Linked DNA regions of Mus musculus: region 1 is linked to region 2. Evidence: chromatin loops called from intact Hi-C (ENCODE). Cell type or tissue: left cerebral cortex. All regions are shown on one strand.

The links. A loop is a pair of places that touch in the nucleus more often than their neighbours do. Peaks named below come from ENCODE experiments on the same cell type or tissue, not always from the same donor. Only the 100,000 strongest peaks of a DNase experiment are listed, where the experiment ranks them.
Region 1: a loop joins it to region 2, with 2.3 times the contacts of the local background. A loop is called at or near these places in 2 of 42 quality-filtered maps.

The regions. Positions count from the first base shown.
Region 1 is chr10:68,078,054-68,086,053 of GRCm38, reverse strand. No RefSeq gene overlaps it. Among named protein-coding and RNA genes, the nearest start is that of Gm51770, 69 kb to the left of the region's middle. In left cerebral cortex, no CTCF peak of the experiment used is centred here; a DNase peak (open chromatin) is centred at 4,632.
Region 2 is chr10:68,018,868-68,026,867 of GRCm38, reverse strand. Rtkn2 (rhotekin 2) reads right to left here. Exons shown (of 12, transcript NM_001359319.1): 8 at 1,249-1,355; 9 at 219-350. Among named protein-coding and RNA genes, the nearest start is that of Rtkn2, 43 kb to the right of the region's middle. In left cerebral cortex, no CTCF peak of the experiment used is centred here; no DNase peak of the experiment used is centred here.

The DNA of each region.
Region 1 (8,000 bases), 59 kb before region 2:
TATATCCTGGATTTCGATGTCTAAGGGTATGAGTATATCCAGAGGGTACAGCCAATGAGGGGCAGTCGTCACAAAGAGCAAGGGGAGACCGCCATGACAGCTGGGGTTCAGGGGAGGCTCTTTGAAAAACGTGACTGTTTAGCAGAGACTAGGAAAATGATGACTAGGAAAAGAAGATCCATGAAATCCCACAGACAAGATAGAGCATGGTGTTCTAGGAACTGAGAACCCAGAGGGCTGTGGTCAGGAAGGGGAAGTAAGGCTTTTGGAAGAAGTACAGACTTGCTGGGCAAAACGCAATGACTCGACAATTCTCACCCTTGTGGAATCATTTAATGGAGTGTGCTAGGCCCAGGAAACACAAGAGCTCTGAAAGACTAGCAGTAAGGAACAATCAGAACACTGAACAAGGAGACAAATTAGAAAAATATAGACACACACACACACACATACTTACTCATACTTACACATACACAAACACGTACATACACATACTCACATACACACACAAAAACATACACAGATATGTACACACATTCACAGATACATACATATTCACATACATATGCACACACATGCATACATACATACATACATACATACATACATACATATACGTATACACACATACATACACATTCACATATGCACACACATATGCACACACACACAGATGAGTGGCTTTCTTAAATCTCAAAACTGTGCAAAAGATCTTACCCAAAATACCAACCTAAAGAATCCAGGAGGGCAATGTAAGATGTAGCTTGCAGAGTGCTCATTATAAAGACTTTCATAAAGTATAAACAGACCCCTGAAGGCCTTCAGTTGAAGGACAAACTGCAGCCCGATAGGGAAACACCATTTCCCCATAAATTAATGTTTAAGTTGAATGAAATTCCAATAGAAGTAGCCATTTTTCACATCTTGGTGCAAATTAAAATAATATTAAGTTCATTTATAAAACCAATTATGAAGATTAATCTGGAACATTCTTGAAAATGAAATATAATATAAAGAATTATCCCAGCTTGACAGCTAAGACTGGTTTAAAGCTCCAGTCATGAAAATAGTTTAGACTAGAAAAAAAGTAGACCGAGAAATAAGAATGAAGACTCCATTTAATGAAACCAGGTCCATCTGAGTATTAATATGAGAAAGGGAGACATTTTAAAAACAGTAGGAAAAGGAGATTCCTCAGTTAATGAGGCCGGATCAATAGCTCATTAAGAGAGGAAAAATTAAGTTGGATTTCTGCTTCATTCAATACACTAACACTGAGTCCCAGTGGATCAAAGATTTAAATACAAAAAGCAGTGAAGGAACCAAAAAAAAGAGCCCCAGAAATTCAATCCCAAACAACACAAACCAAAAAAAGTATTTTAAAAAAATCATAGAAGCTTGGAAAAGTGAATAGTTGTTTTTATGCTCCTGGAATAAGGAATCTTTTGGGGGAAGGGCTGGACACATAGACACCCCAAAGACAAAGATCAATGTTCTATTACCTAAAAACCGCTCTTGGAGTTGTGATCTGTGTGCTCTAAACCAAGAGAAGAGAAAAGGGACTGGTTAGGAAACTTCATAAGTCACACGACAGGAGAGTGGACAGACTGTCTCTCTCCTAAGAAAAATTGCATGCAAATAACATAGAGAATTGGTCATAAGTCCAATATGGAGAAAAGGGATGAAGCATACAGACAGCAGATTGCTAAACGGTAAAAACAGAAAGCAATCAGTAATTACAGAAGCCACCAAACAGCAAGCAGAGACTTAAAAACAAAACAACAAAACCCCCTTCAGACTTAAAGAAACTAAGTGACAGGCCCTTTTCTCAAGCATGTATGAAGAACAATTAGACTTGGCTGAGGCCAAAGTGGCAGACAGCGTCATCGCTGGAAGGTAATCAGAGAAAGTCCATTTAATTTTAAAGGTACCCATTTCTGTAGTCATGCTCACTCTGCTGGGAACTTTCCTATATAGATACTGACGCTGATCAAGGGATATGTACAAGTGTGTGCACGAAAGCACTGCCGGTCTAAACCCAAAGAAAAACAACACACAAAAAGACACTGGTTGTGTAATGTAGGATGCTCCCTTATGGAGAATTAGCATTGAGGTCTGAGAGGTAGGTTGCTGTCAGGGGTGGGGAGGGGGAACCCACGACTGGCTCCCAGCACCTACACGGTGGTCCCATTTCTAGGGAATCCGACACCCTCTTCTGACCTCCTCAGGCACCAAGCAAAGCCATGAAGCACAGACATACATGCAGGCAAAACATTCATATTCATAAAATAAATCTTTAAAACAGTTTTTCAAGGGTTACTATTCAGATGGGAGAAAGAATGAAGCGCTTTTGTGCACAGAGAGGGGGAGAAGAAGGGTATGGCTGTGCATATGGACTCCTCTCTTTCTGGCCAGTATTATAGGAAACAGTAGATAGATATTCACACAGGCATAGGTAGGTCAATCATGAAAGCTATCAGTGGGTTCCTTCGGGCACAGAGTTGGGGACTGTCATTTTTATATCTATTAAAGTCCTTGTTCTATCATTGGGTATTTTGCTATTATTTTTATTGTATGTATGTGAGTGTTTTACCTGCATGTAGTGATGGGCACCATGTGTGTCTGGTGCCCTTGTAGGTCAGAAGAAGGAGTTAGATCGCCCAGGATGTGCAGCTACAGATGTGGGCAGCAGCTGGGTGCTGGGAACCAAACCTGCATCTTGTGCAAGATTGGCACATGCTTGCAACTGCCTCGCCATTTCTCACTCTCCACTATTTGACACTTTTAAGTGTATAAACTCGTCACTTATTGAAACGTGAGGATGGATGGGCTGCTGAAGAGATGGCTCAGCGAGGAAAGCGCCTGCCTCACAAGCCGAGGACCTGAGCTCATATCCTCAGCACTGATGTAGGTGCAGGGTGGGCATGGCCACCAGCCTGTAATCCCAGCACTTGAGAAGCAGAGAAGGGGGTCCCTGAGAATCTGGCTAACTACACTAGCCAGCTAGGCAAGCTCAGGGCTCAACCGAAAGACCCTGCCTCAATATTGAAGGAAGAAGTGCTCCAAGAAGACTATTGGTGTCAAGTCTGGCTCCATACATACAGACATATATATGCTCAGACACCCAAACATACAGGTGAGATCATACACACACACACACACACACACACACACACACACACAAGTCCATACACATGCAAATGTGCATGCATGCACACACATACACAGACACACATACACAGAGATACACACACACATACAGACATATATATGCTCAGACACCCAAACATACAGGTGAGGTCATACACACACACACACACAAGTCCATACACATGCAAATGTGCATGCATGCACACACACACATACACAGACACACACACACAGAGATACACAAACACATACAGGTGAGTCCATACACATGCAAGCACATACACACACAGATACACATACCATAAACACATACATGTGCAAAAGAAACACATGAAAATAAATTGCCTTGGTAGTGGAAGGATGTACTTTCTTTAAATAAATCCCCATAGCTTTTAAAGAGTTGAGGTGGGAGGCTGGAGAGATGGCTTCATAGTACAGAGACCGCACTACTCTTTCAGAGGACCCAAGCTTGGTTTCTAGCACCCATATGCAACTCCAGCTTCTTATGACCTCCGTAAGCACCTACATTCACACACATACACACATAGGTGAGTCCATATTCACACAAACATGTGTGTGCACTGGTGGACATGTGAGAGCACATGCTCTTGCTCTCTCTCTCTCATACACACACACACTAATTTTAAAGAAATACCAGAAATATATTGTCTAAGAGAAATAGCATTGCAATAGCCCGGAGGACCTTTCCAGGGTCCCTCAGGTATATCGAGAGCAGAGATTTTCTTGAGTCTTATAGATTTCCCCACTTGCCTCCTGTGAGATGCACCCCACTCCCCTTGCCCCATACACAGCAATCAGGAGAGTTAAAACAAAGAAAAGGAAATCAGGCTCTAAAAAGAGTATCGTGACAGTTTGTACACGCATTTCCTCTCCACAGATAAAACGGAGGGTGATGACAAAGCCAGATACAGGCTCACCTCCTGCCTTCTTCCCCATCTGTTGATCTGCCCTGACTGAGACTGCTCACACTAACCCACCCTTCCTCCACTCAGGCAAGCTCCAGGGTCCTAAACACCTCAGGCTTTGGGCTAGATGCCAGGTCATCAGGCATGTGTTTTATCGTCCTGCCTGGGTCTTCTCCTCCTTCGCTGCCTGCATCACAGACTCTTCTTGTTGCTTCCAGGGAAGTTTATTCTGTCCATACTGGGCCATGCTCCTGTACCGGTCCAGTGCACCATGTGGGGTACAACACAGCCGATACACCTGGAGATGCTGCCAGCTGCTTTCAAGACCCTATGACGACAATTAAGCAATGGCATGAAAAAGGAAGGTGAAGGGAAAAAAACTCAAGCAAGAGTGTGAGAAGGAATGGACGCTGGTGGATGAATACAGACCCGTTATCACATAGCAAAGCACTGTGTATGTCCTACTCCCCACTCTGGAACTGTAAGTGTGCCTGGCACTTTCCCTTAACTTTTCTGAGCCTCTGTCTTCATGAGTAAAAACAGCGTTCCCCACATCTTCTCCCACATACATTGAGCTCTCGAGAGCAGAAGAGTGACTGGAAATAGGAATTTCCCCCAAACTCAATGGCGCTCTGAGAAATCTTTCCTTGAGGATATAGAAGACATGGAAGATGTGAGTTTTAGTTGGAACAGAACAAGATGAGGCTGAGCCTCATTTAGGAATAGACATGGGAGCACATGGGTAAATGGTAACAGAAGGGGCCATAGGCAAATCCCGGCCTGAGAGAGTTAGAAAATTCTCAACATAGAAAAGGAAAGAACCAACCTCATTAACACTTTCCTTCCTCCCCACCTTTCTTCTGTAGAGCAAAACTTTCAAATCTGTGCTGGGGAGAGCAGGTATAACTTGGTCTGACTCAGAGCATGTGGGTCTAGGGCCTGCCCTCTCAAGGATCTCATCCATAGAACCTGGGAAGAAAATGTCTGCATACTTCCTCCCCCTATAGAATGTAAAAGTATCCTAGTATAAGCAATGGGTTTCTAGAGTTCAGGAGCCCTTGGTTATGCCTGAGGCCAACTCAGGGATGTCTCCTAATGTCTTAGTTTGTTTTTCTGAAGCTGTAATCAAACACTCTGAGCAAAGCAACTTAATGGAGAAAGAAAGAGCTATTTCCATCACTGGGGGAATTCAGTGCAATGGGGGCTAGAGGGAGCTGGTCACAACACATCCATAATCAGAAACAGAGAGCAGAGAATGGATGAAGAGCTGCTAGGTCCTCACTTGCTCTCTCCATTAAATACAGCTCAGGACCCGAGAATGGTCCACTCACAGTGAAGATGGCTATGCCCATGCCAATCAACGCAATCAAGACAATTCCGCACAGGAGTTCGCAGAGGATAGCCTTAGGGTAGACAATCCCTCACAGGTATGTGATGAGACCTGCTTCCTCGGCATCCAGCAGACAATATTAACCACCACACTAACTTCTCCACCTTTCGGTTTTCTCATTTTTAATGTCAGATTGTGTGGGAGGGGCAGGAGGTAGGAGGGGAAAGATTTACACGTGTTTGTGTGGCATAGGGAGGGTCTGTGGAGACTCTCCCTACATCAGGCAAGGGCTTAGCCACTGGCAATATCATCATGACTGAAATAGATGACATTTGACTTCCTGAAGAGAGAGTCGGACAATAGGTGAGAAAAGTAGTGGATAATTTTAGAAAACGAGAGAGGTTGTGGCTAAGAAGCCACCAGTAGGCCAAAGAGTAGAGTCCAAAGGGAGAAAGCTAACTGAAAGAAAGGGGCGAGCTGTCCTGCAGAGGATAGGCTTCATTCTCAGCAGAAGAGAGGAACCAGCTGCTTCCCTTCCCAGCAGGGCTCCCAACCAAGCCCTTATCTGGGACCTAAGCCTCAACAATGCTGCAAACATAGCTCCTAAAATTGCTTGGCTCCCAACCAACCCCCTAGACCCACAATGCCACCATGATGGACACAACTCTGGGTCTCCTTGGCCCATGGAAAGCATCAGGGTAGCAGATGATGTCAAGTCTAGGAAAGAAGGGTCAAGGGAGGCTGGCATCCGGACAAGCCAATCCAGGAGGAATGTTGGGGCAGCCTGTGCTCCATTTCACTGACTTCTGATATTTTCCAGTATGTGTGTGTGTGTGTGTGTGTGCGTGCGTGCACGTGTGTGTTGGGGGTGGGGGTGTTCCTTAGAACAAAAATGACCTTTTCATGCCCATGATAACTTCTTGGCACATGCTGGTGTCACCCCATTTCCCAGGGGGTGAAGAACACAGACACAATCCAGAGAGTGATCTGACCAAGCATAGGGTGCCAGACAGAGATGGGCTGTCTGAAACCAAGGTCATTTCTTTTAACCATTGTGCTGTGTGACTGATCATGGCAGTCATTTGCTTGTCCCTAAGATAAACCATTGTTCCTCAGAGGTTCAAGTCCAAAGGTTTACAAATGGGCAGAGATGATAGAAAACGACAAAGGCTCTGGAGGTGGATGGTGAGGGTACCTCAGATAAGGTCACTGGACTGAAGACTTAAAAACTATTAAAGTGATCAGTTTTATGCTACCTATCATTGTAACACACGTGACAGAAAGAGAGAGGTGAAAATGTTGCAAAACACAAATTGCAGAGAGGCAATTTTATCACTTGTCTAATCAATTTCATTTTTTTTAAAGTTCTCTTTGTTACCATTATGGTTGTTGTTGCTTGAGATGGGGACTTGCTATGTTACCAGGCTGGTCTCAAACGTTCCTCTACTCTCAGCTTCCAGAGAAGCTGGGGCTATGTGAGTGTCTTAGTTGGGATTTTAATACTGTGGAGAAACACCAATATCCACGACAATAACTTGTAAAGGACAGCATTTAATTGGGGCTGGCTTAGAATTCAGAGGTTCAGTCCATTATCATCATGGCAGCACACAGGCAGACATGATACTGGAGTGGTAGCTGAGAATTCTACATCTGGATCGGCAGGCACCAGGAAGAGAGTAAGACACTGAGCCTGGCTTGAGAATCTGAAACCTCAAAGGCCACCCCCAGTGACACACTTCCTCCAATATGGCCACACCTCCTCCAACAAGGCCACACCTCCCAGAGGTGCCACTCCCTCTAAGCCTATGGGGGACATTTTCATTCAAACGACCGCAATGAGCATACTGCTACACCTGACTCACTCAACTTTTTAAGAAACTAAGTGGAAGATGAGAAGGATTTTCTCACTCTCCAGAGCATATGGACTAAGAATCTCTCCCTCTTGCTGAGAACTCTCCTGTCTCTTGGATGGGTCTCTTTGGACACACCACCTGGTGATTAAACTATCTTTTTGTTTTGTGTCCCTTCTATCCAGAAGACCAAAAGTATGCTAGCTTATTGATTCACTGAACATTTTTCTTGCATCGTTCAGAAATGGCCCAAATAAGACCTACACATCTGTCTCCTTACAACTATTATAGAAGGGAACAAATAACAGATTCAGAATCCTTCTTGACACATTGAAATTTAATGGGTCAGTTCAATTTGCAATTGAAGTACAAGTGAGTAGGTTCTGCGCGAGTCACCACGGGCTTAGCCATCAGCAGAGATGGGGGATTTTTTTAGAGTTTGCAAGAAGCCAGCACTGGCACAACACTGAAACCCTAGGCAGCTTTGGTATAAAGAGCTGTGAAATATTAAAGGGGGAGGGATTGTGACTGACAGCTTATTGTGTCCAGTAAGTAAAGATTGCCAATGTGGGCAACACAATCATTTTCTCCTAACGGAATATTACCCCTGTGACGAAAGGCATAACCCCTTGTAACTCACAGGACCCAGAGAGTATAGAAGCTTACGAAGTGTACAGGCCTCTCCTGGAGGTTACTCATGCAGTGAGAATAGGTTCAGAGATGATGTACCTTCTGTAAGCTATC
Region 2 (8,000 bases):
AGTGACTGGCCCCATCAGTAGCCTCTCTGTGCAAAGAAAGATAACATTCCGTTAATAACCCGTCTCCACAGCCCTTGGCTCCTTTTCTTTGTGACGTCAAGAATGTCAAGAACAAACGCGACCATAAACTTCAGGAGCCATGATCTCCTCGTGAACACAGCATCTCACAGGGCTGGGGCTACGGCTCAGTGCTCGCCCTGGAACTGCAAGCCGCTCACCTTGTCAATAGGAACCACCAGAGCCGGCTCCACTTTAGCTTCAATTTCTTCCGGACCATAAAAGCAGCGGAGTTTACCCCCTCTCAGAGCACAGTACAGCCTTCTCCAGCCAACCAGACCTTTTCCTGTTTGCTGGAAGGAAAAAAAAAAGTCAAACAACTATCAATTATCAATTTCCATCACAACCCCCTTAACTTTAACCCCAGCTCGGTATTTACATAATCAGTGAAGGTTTTAGAACTTTAAAAACGGCCCGGAATTAGCTATGCATCGGCTGTACAGTTAAGGCTGAGCACCTCAAACCCAAGAGCGGAGGAGACGCCTGGAGTTCTCAGAAGCATTAAGCAAAATGAAGGTAATTATTACCATACAATTTTACACACAGAAAATCATAAATCAACACAGATTTGGGAAAGCTAGTCTATTAGAATCTAGTGCTTAGAATTCTGCGGCAATTCATCAAAAGACTCAGGGAAATTATAAAAATAACTCTCTCCACACTGAAAATAATTTCCCTTCTTTTTTTTTTTTTTCCAGAACACTAGAAGATGTTGACTACCTGGTAAGAATGCAGATTTTTCTTTCCTTCTAATGGAATCTTTTAGCAAAAAAAAAAAAAAAAAAAGCTATTGATTCATTGAAGCCCACAATTAATTATTTACTGAATAGAAATAACTATGGCTATGAATAAATCAGGAGGGGGTGGCCCAGAGGCAGCTTTGGAAGCCCAGAGGCTCAAACTGTGCCAAATGCTGTCTGCCAGAAGAGTCTTTATGTGAAAGGTGCTGCATAGCCAGGGTCAGCTTCCACAAGAGAATCACTGCCACCATCCTGGGCCTGTGCTTGTGGGATGGGGAGCCAGAGAGAACTGGAGAGGCTGCCCCAGTCATCCAGCCTCCATCCTTTCACGGCTCACATCTGACAATATTTAAAAAAAAAACTAACACTTCCAGAAAGGCCCTCTCGAGCAAACGCCTGCATAGAGAGTCCGACTGGTACCCCAAGCCGAGGGACATGTGACGTGTTCTACCTGTTCATTAAGGAATCCTGCAAATGCATCTGCAGCCATGCAAGCTGGCTGGGCCACCAGCCGGCAGCACACGTTGCCATACAAGGGAAGCCAAAAGGAACACTCCTCTGTTTAAGGAAGCAAGGGGAGAAAGGGGCAAGTTATAAATGTACATTTACGGTTGTTACACAGTCCAGAGTTTTTCCTTTTCTTTAATTTTGTTTGCTTTATTGTTAACATATTTTAACATTCATCTGACATATAGGTTCACCTGCCTGAATGTTAATGGCGTACCCAAGCATGTGAAAGAGGTCAGGACTGGCCCGGACCAACACTGTGGTCAACTGGAAGAGCGGCAACCTCTAGTCTCTTCACTTCAGAAGCAATTATTCAAGGGGGCTCTTCATAGTTTCACACAAAGTAGTCTACTGCACTGATTGGTGGTTGTCAGATTTCCCCTCTTGCTCTAGTTTTCATTAGAGTAATTAGTAAGGTGAGCCTCAAGTGGAACATTATTTTACCCATGTTGAGATACTTAAACACCTTCGCCCTACTCCTTCTCCTCCTCCAGTTGAACAAGTACTCATGAGCCACGAGGGGCAGCCTTGAGGGTGAGCCCTGAGAGGGGAGGGGAGGAACTGTGAGGGCTGTGCTGGGTGATGACACCAAGCAAGGAACAGGAGGAGGGGAGGGAGGAGGGAGAGTGGGGAGAGGTGAGAGAGGAGGAGGGAGAGTGGGAAGAAGAAGAAGGGATGGAGGAGGAAGAGGAAGAAGAAGAGGAAGAGGGAGAGTGGGGAAGAGAGGAAGGAGAGGAGGAGGGAGAGGAGAAAGAGGCAGGACAGGAGGAGAAAGAGGGGAAGAGGAAGGAAAAGAGGAGGGAGAGGAAGCCATCAGTGTAAGGCATCAGAGCTTCAGTGAGCTGGCCAAGGGGTGTTCACACCAAGGCAGAGCTTACACAGCAGCTGTACAGACTAGAAAGATTAGACTGAGCAGGGTGTACAGGCCTGGAGTGAAGGATAGCCTAGTGTGAGGAGTCCCAACCAAGCAGGAAAAACAAAAGAGTGACCATGTTGGTTGGGTGGCCCCAGCCCCCTCATGAACAATGAGAAGACACCATGATGTGGTGATTCCCCGGTGCACTAAGCAAAAGGAGCAGAACCCAGGGTTCACCCTTCCCCCCACCCCCAATCAGGGATGGAGCACAATGGGCTGAAATATCTTGGTATTCCAAGGAGGTCAGGCAGTGCTCCAAGAGGAGCCGTGGAAGGGCTCACGCCTCTTGAATGTCTCCCTGCTACCACCTCTACAACATACACAACTTCAGAGTGAACAAAGACATTGGCACGCTGTGGTGCTCCTCTGGCCAACAGGAAAGACAGAGGCCTCCTATGGTAAGGCCAATAGGGAACGCTTGCTTACACGTCTTAGACCCACTGGCTCCAACCACAGAATGCATATGCATAGCCAGGGAATCAGAAGACAGCCTTAACAGTCAGAAACTCAGCAACGGCCACCAATAGGCAGGGAGGATGGCCCTGGAGACATACTCAAGTCACACAGCAAGCCAGCATCCGGCAAGCACAAGGGAGGGCCTCCTCCCAGACAACCAGCTCGTCTCTCTAAAGATGCTGTACTGGCTGGGTTTGTGTCAACTTGACGCAAGCTGGAGTTATCACAGAGAAAGGAGCCTCCCTTGAGGAAATGCCTCCGTGAGATGCAGCTGTAAGGCATTTTCTCAATTAGTGATCAAGGGGGAAAGGCCCCTTGTGGGTGGTGCCATCTCTGGGCTGGTAGTCTTGGGTTCTATAAGAGAGCAGGCTGAGCAAGCCAGGGGAAGTAAGCCAGTACGTAAGTAACATCCCTCCATGGCCTCTGCATCAGCTCCTGCTTCCTGACCTGCTTGAGTTCCAGTCCTGACTTCCTTTGGTGATGAACAGCAATGTGGAAGCTGAATTAACCCTTTCCTCCCCAACTTGCTTCTTGGTCATGATGTTTTGTGCAGGAATAGAAACCCTGACTAAGACAGATGCTAAGTTTGTGAGAGTCAAGAGGAGACTTGGAAATTGATGCAGGGGTGCTACGTCCTTTCAATGGAGCAGGGCAGGAAGCATGGGGTCTGCATTAGAAAGAACCTTGCTTGCTGAAGCAGGCGGTGGTGGTCGAGGGTACTTAAGGTTCTTGGGGTTTGTGAGCTGTAAGCAGCTCGGTAGCATGTGTGGGGGAGGGAAGACCTTGGCAATAAACTTGTAAGTTTTCTGTTTTAAGTTGGAGATTATTTTGAAAAGTTCTCTCGCCAGGCGTGGCAGCACACGCCTTTAATCCCAGCACTCGGGAGGCAGAGGCAGGCGGATTTCTGAGTTCGAGGCCAGCCTGGTCTACAAAGTGAGTTCCAGGACAGCCAGGGCTATACAGAGAAACTCTGTCTCGAAAAACCAAAAAAGAAAAGAAAAGAAAAGAAAAGAAAAGGAAAAGAAAAGAAAAGAAAAGAAAAGAAAGGAAAGGAAAAGAAAAGAAAAGAAAAGAAAAGAAAAGAAAAGAAAAGAAAAGAAAAGTTCTCTCAACCAAAGCAGGGCTGGAGCAAGAGGTGGGGGGGGGGACGACAAACAAACAAACAAACCACCCAACATGTTGGCATCTCTCTAAGGCAGCACAGCAGTAGGAATAAATCCCTCCTATCCATGTAGAAGAAAAGCGCCAGAAAATGTAACCTGTGTACAGGGTGTACACAAATATCCAGTATGTGCCCTCATCTCAGGTTGTCCCACGTAAAAAAAGATTTCTTTGAATGTTCACTGCATCCTGATATCTAGCTGTTGGCTGGAATTATTATTTACTTAAAACCTTAGAGACTTTGAAAAAAAAATACTGGTTCTGGGTAAAAATACAGTTCCTTTGCGATCTAGTTTGCTTTCTGTTGCTGTGATGAATGCGGTGACCAAAAGCGATTCAGGGAGAAGAGGCGTTCAGCTTACACTTCCAGATAATAGTCCATCAATGAGGGAAGGCAGGGGAGGGAACTCAAGGCAGGAACCTGGAGGAATGCTAATTACCAGCTTGCTCTCTGGCTTCTGCTCACTAAGCTCACTATACAGCCCAGACCCACCTGCCTAGGGATGGTACCACCCATAGTGGGCCAGGCCTTCCTCTATCAATTAGCCAGCAAGAAAATGCTCCACAGACATGCTCACAGGCCAGCTGAATGGAGGAAATTCTTCAAAGGGGTTCTTCCTAGGTGTGTCAAGATATCAGACACTAACCAGGATACTGAGCATAAACTAAAATATACAGTAGTATATAAATAACCAAAGCTTAGTTATCAGTCAAGGAGGGAACTGGTCAAAATACACTTGATCTTAGCCAAAAGGCCGAGAAGCAATGAACTGGTCAAAATAAAGAGACAAAGGTAAAACTACAGAGCTTTAACAACTTCCCCATGCATCAGCCTATTATGGCCTACCACAATAGCATTCCTCTGGGACTAATGGAATGTGGTTTTTATTCAGGGCTCAGTAAAGGTGACCTGGTAGGATCCACACATCTACACGAAACACTCAGTGATGTCCAGGCACAGACACAAAGCAGTAAGTGGGAGTTACCTTTTTCTACAACAAGCACTAAACAAAACAAAATCTCTCCACAGCCTAGCGTCTGAGCAACACATAAATTCCTTTTATATAGGAATCTCAAATTTATGAATGGCTTATGTTGTAAATATCTGTGAGTTGCTTTTTTTTTTTTACTTAGAATGTAATTCCCCATGACGCAGAATCATAAATGATTAGATTTGTAGGCAAGTCCATAAAGTTTGTGCAATCAATAATGTATCTGAACCTAACACACCACATCTAATAATGTGCGTCTCATAAACTGAGCTCAGATTTCATGTAAGGAAAGGAAAAAAAAATCCTCCTTCCTGCAGCATCCTTGAATGGAGATGTTGGATGCAGAGTTCCCTCCTGCAGCATCCCTGAATGGAGATGTTAGATCCCTTCCTGCATCACCCTTGCGAAGAGGATGCAGATATAGAATCCCTTCCTATCATAGTCTTGAGGGCAGATGTAGCAGCATCCCATCCTAGCATCCTTGAAAAACACTGGGTCCCTAGTTCCACAAAGCAGTTGTCATATACTCTGCCTCCACCTGCCACCTCTTACCTGGGCTTTCTTACAGTCTCAGACTACTGAGGAATAAAACAACCACAGCTTCTCTGTGCTTCCCTCAAGAAAGAGGACGTCTAGGAGACTCAATTAACCTGAGTATCAATCTCTACACTTATAAAACACCACCTGCCTTAGGCAGGGTTCCTATGCCCACGGTCCATGTATGGTATCGTCCATGCACCTGGCACCTGCCAGCTCCCTCTCTGCTCACATCCCCAGGGCAGTCTCACTGCCCCAGTCACTCTGTCCATGTTTCATGGCCACTCTCAACCCTGTACCCAACACATCTCAAAGTACTTAATCATTCCTTCTGAACCAAGGGGACAAGATGGACAGAAATGAAAGTACCAAGCATATCCCGTAAAAATGCCTTTCAAGAGTGAAGTCAAAAGTCCCAGGACACCCCCTGCCCAAAGTTTTTCTAAAAGAAACTCTAAAGATTGTTTTGAGAAAAAGAAAGTGTGTGTGGGGGAAATCCCAAGTTCAAGATATAGAAGTCAAGTTGTCCCCTATGAACAGTCAGAGCATGGGGTTAAGCTAGGTCAAGCTCAATGTACCCCGTGACACTCAGAAACAAACAGAATTATGTTCTATAGCAAGAATGCACAGATTAGGGAAACACATGCTATCCTTCTAAAGCTTTCATGCTGTCTTAGAAAAAGTAAAAATGATCTCTTATTGTTTATTTAGGTGATTACAATTTAAGAGTAGGGGTTGGAGAGATGGCTCAGTGGGTAAGAGCACTGACTGCTCTTCTGAAGGTCCTGAGTTCAAATCCCAGCAACCACATGGTGGCTCACATCCATCTGTAATGAGATCTGATGCCCTCATCTGGTGTGTCTGAAGACAGCTACAGTGTACTTATGTATAATAATAAAACTTAAAAAAACAATTTATGAGTAATTTCTAAGATATTAAAACATAGTGCATAATTTTACAAACAGAGGGAAATTCAAATGATAAAAGTAATAACCCCTTGTTGGAAGAGACAGGCCTATGGTATATATTATATGTGTGTGTGTATAATATATATGTAAATGTAACATGTAATATGTAATATATAAATGTAAAAAATATATGCTAAACTAACAATAAAAAACCACTATTTAAAAATTATGTGCACTAAATAACAGAGGCTGAAGTCATACAAAGTAAAACAGAAGAACCACAAAAACTGGAACACAAAACTAGATCTGTTCACACTGCTTGCCGCAGAGACTATGCGAATCCACCATTATTTCTAACAAATAATTAACATGCTAGTGGGTAAGGCTGCTGGGCCTGTTTCAGGGATGAGCATTAAAACCAAGAGGAAAAGAAGTCCTGAAGAGAAACAGATTGGGGGCAGACAATGCCACAGGGGCCATATAAGGCAGTGTGTGTGTGTGTGTGTGTGTGTGTGTGTGTGTGTGTGTGTGTGTGTGTGTGATTTCACATTTATAAAGCTCACATTTGGACTAGGTCCACATAGACCTATGAAGATACTTTTTGGTACTGACTCAAGCCATAGGAAAGCAGAGAAAGAGAGGGGGGTGGGGGGGAGAGAAAACCAACACTGTGTAGTAGTAGTACAGCAGGAATCACAAATGCTCGCCACTAAAGACAGTTTAATACACAGCTCATCCCCATCACAGTTCAAACCATGGCATGCGGGGAAAGCTGTACGGATGGCATAGCCATGAGAGACCAACAGGGAAGCGAATGTCACGGAAGCTGGGACATCTACATCCAGAGTTCTGAGGGGGCCTGGTATTGGTGAGTAGTAGCTAGAGATGCTCTTTAAATGGTCACAGGTTTTACAGCCCACCACCCTCCCCCTGTTCTTAGTAAAATTTCTTATATGAAGTGGAAACTTAAGAGTTCTTTGGAGAGTCAGTTATGTCGGATGGTGTTTTGCTGGGGCAAACACATGAAGGAAATGTTTTCCTGAAGCAGACACAGGTGAAAGGATGCTCTGCTGAAGCAAGCACGTGAAAAGACACGTGATGAAGGATTCTTCACTAACGACACGCGTGCATTAGTCCGCCTTACATTGTCTAGTTGAGCTCCATTTGTTGTCTCTACAGAGAGAAACCACACCGAAAAGCTGCTGGTGGTGTGCTGCGGCTTCTTGCCGCTTCCTTGGACTTAGGCCCATTGGCAGAGTGATGCCAGCTGAGACAGACTCACATAGAGTTTTGCTAAGACAGACTCGTGTACCAAGGCAAGACACATCAACAAGGCAAGATCAAGGGAGGACACGTGATGTTTGGCAGGAGTATAAATGGGACTCAAAGGACCGTGAGAGGGGCTTGCTTATAGAGCTAGCTTTATGACGATTCTTCTCCCTCGATCTTTGCTTTGTTGAGAGAGGCACAGCAAAGAACTCCTCTCCCTGAGTCCCTGCTGGTTCTAGTCCCTCCCACTGCCGCAAGCATGCTGGATTCGGCTGAGGCCTGGCTGTTCCTACTAAGTCCTGCCAGCACTGCCACTATCCCGACACTACTGAACTGGACTAGTGGTAAAGCCATAAAATGTTTGCGAATGGATCGAGCTACCGCTGCTGAGCTGTGAACTGAACTGCTCCAAAGACCCATTCTAAACAGATCCGCTTCTCCACTTATATCCTAATAA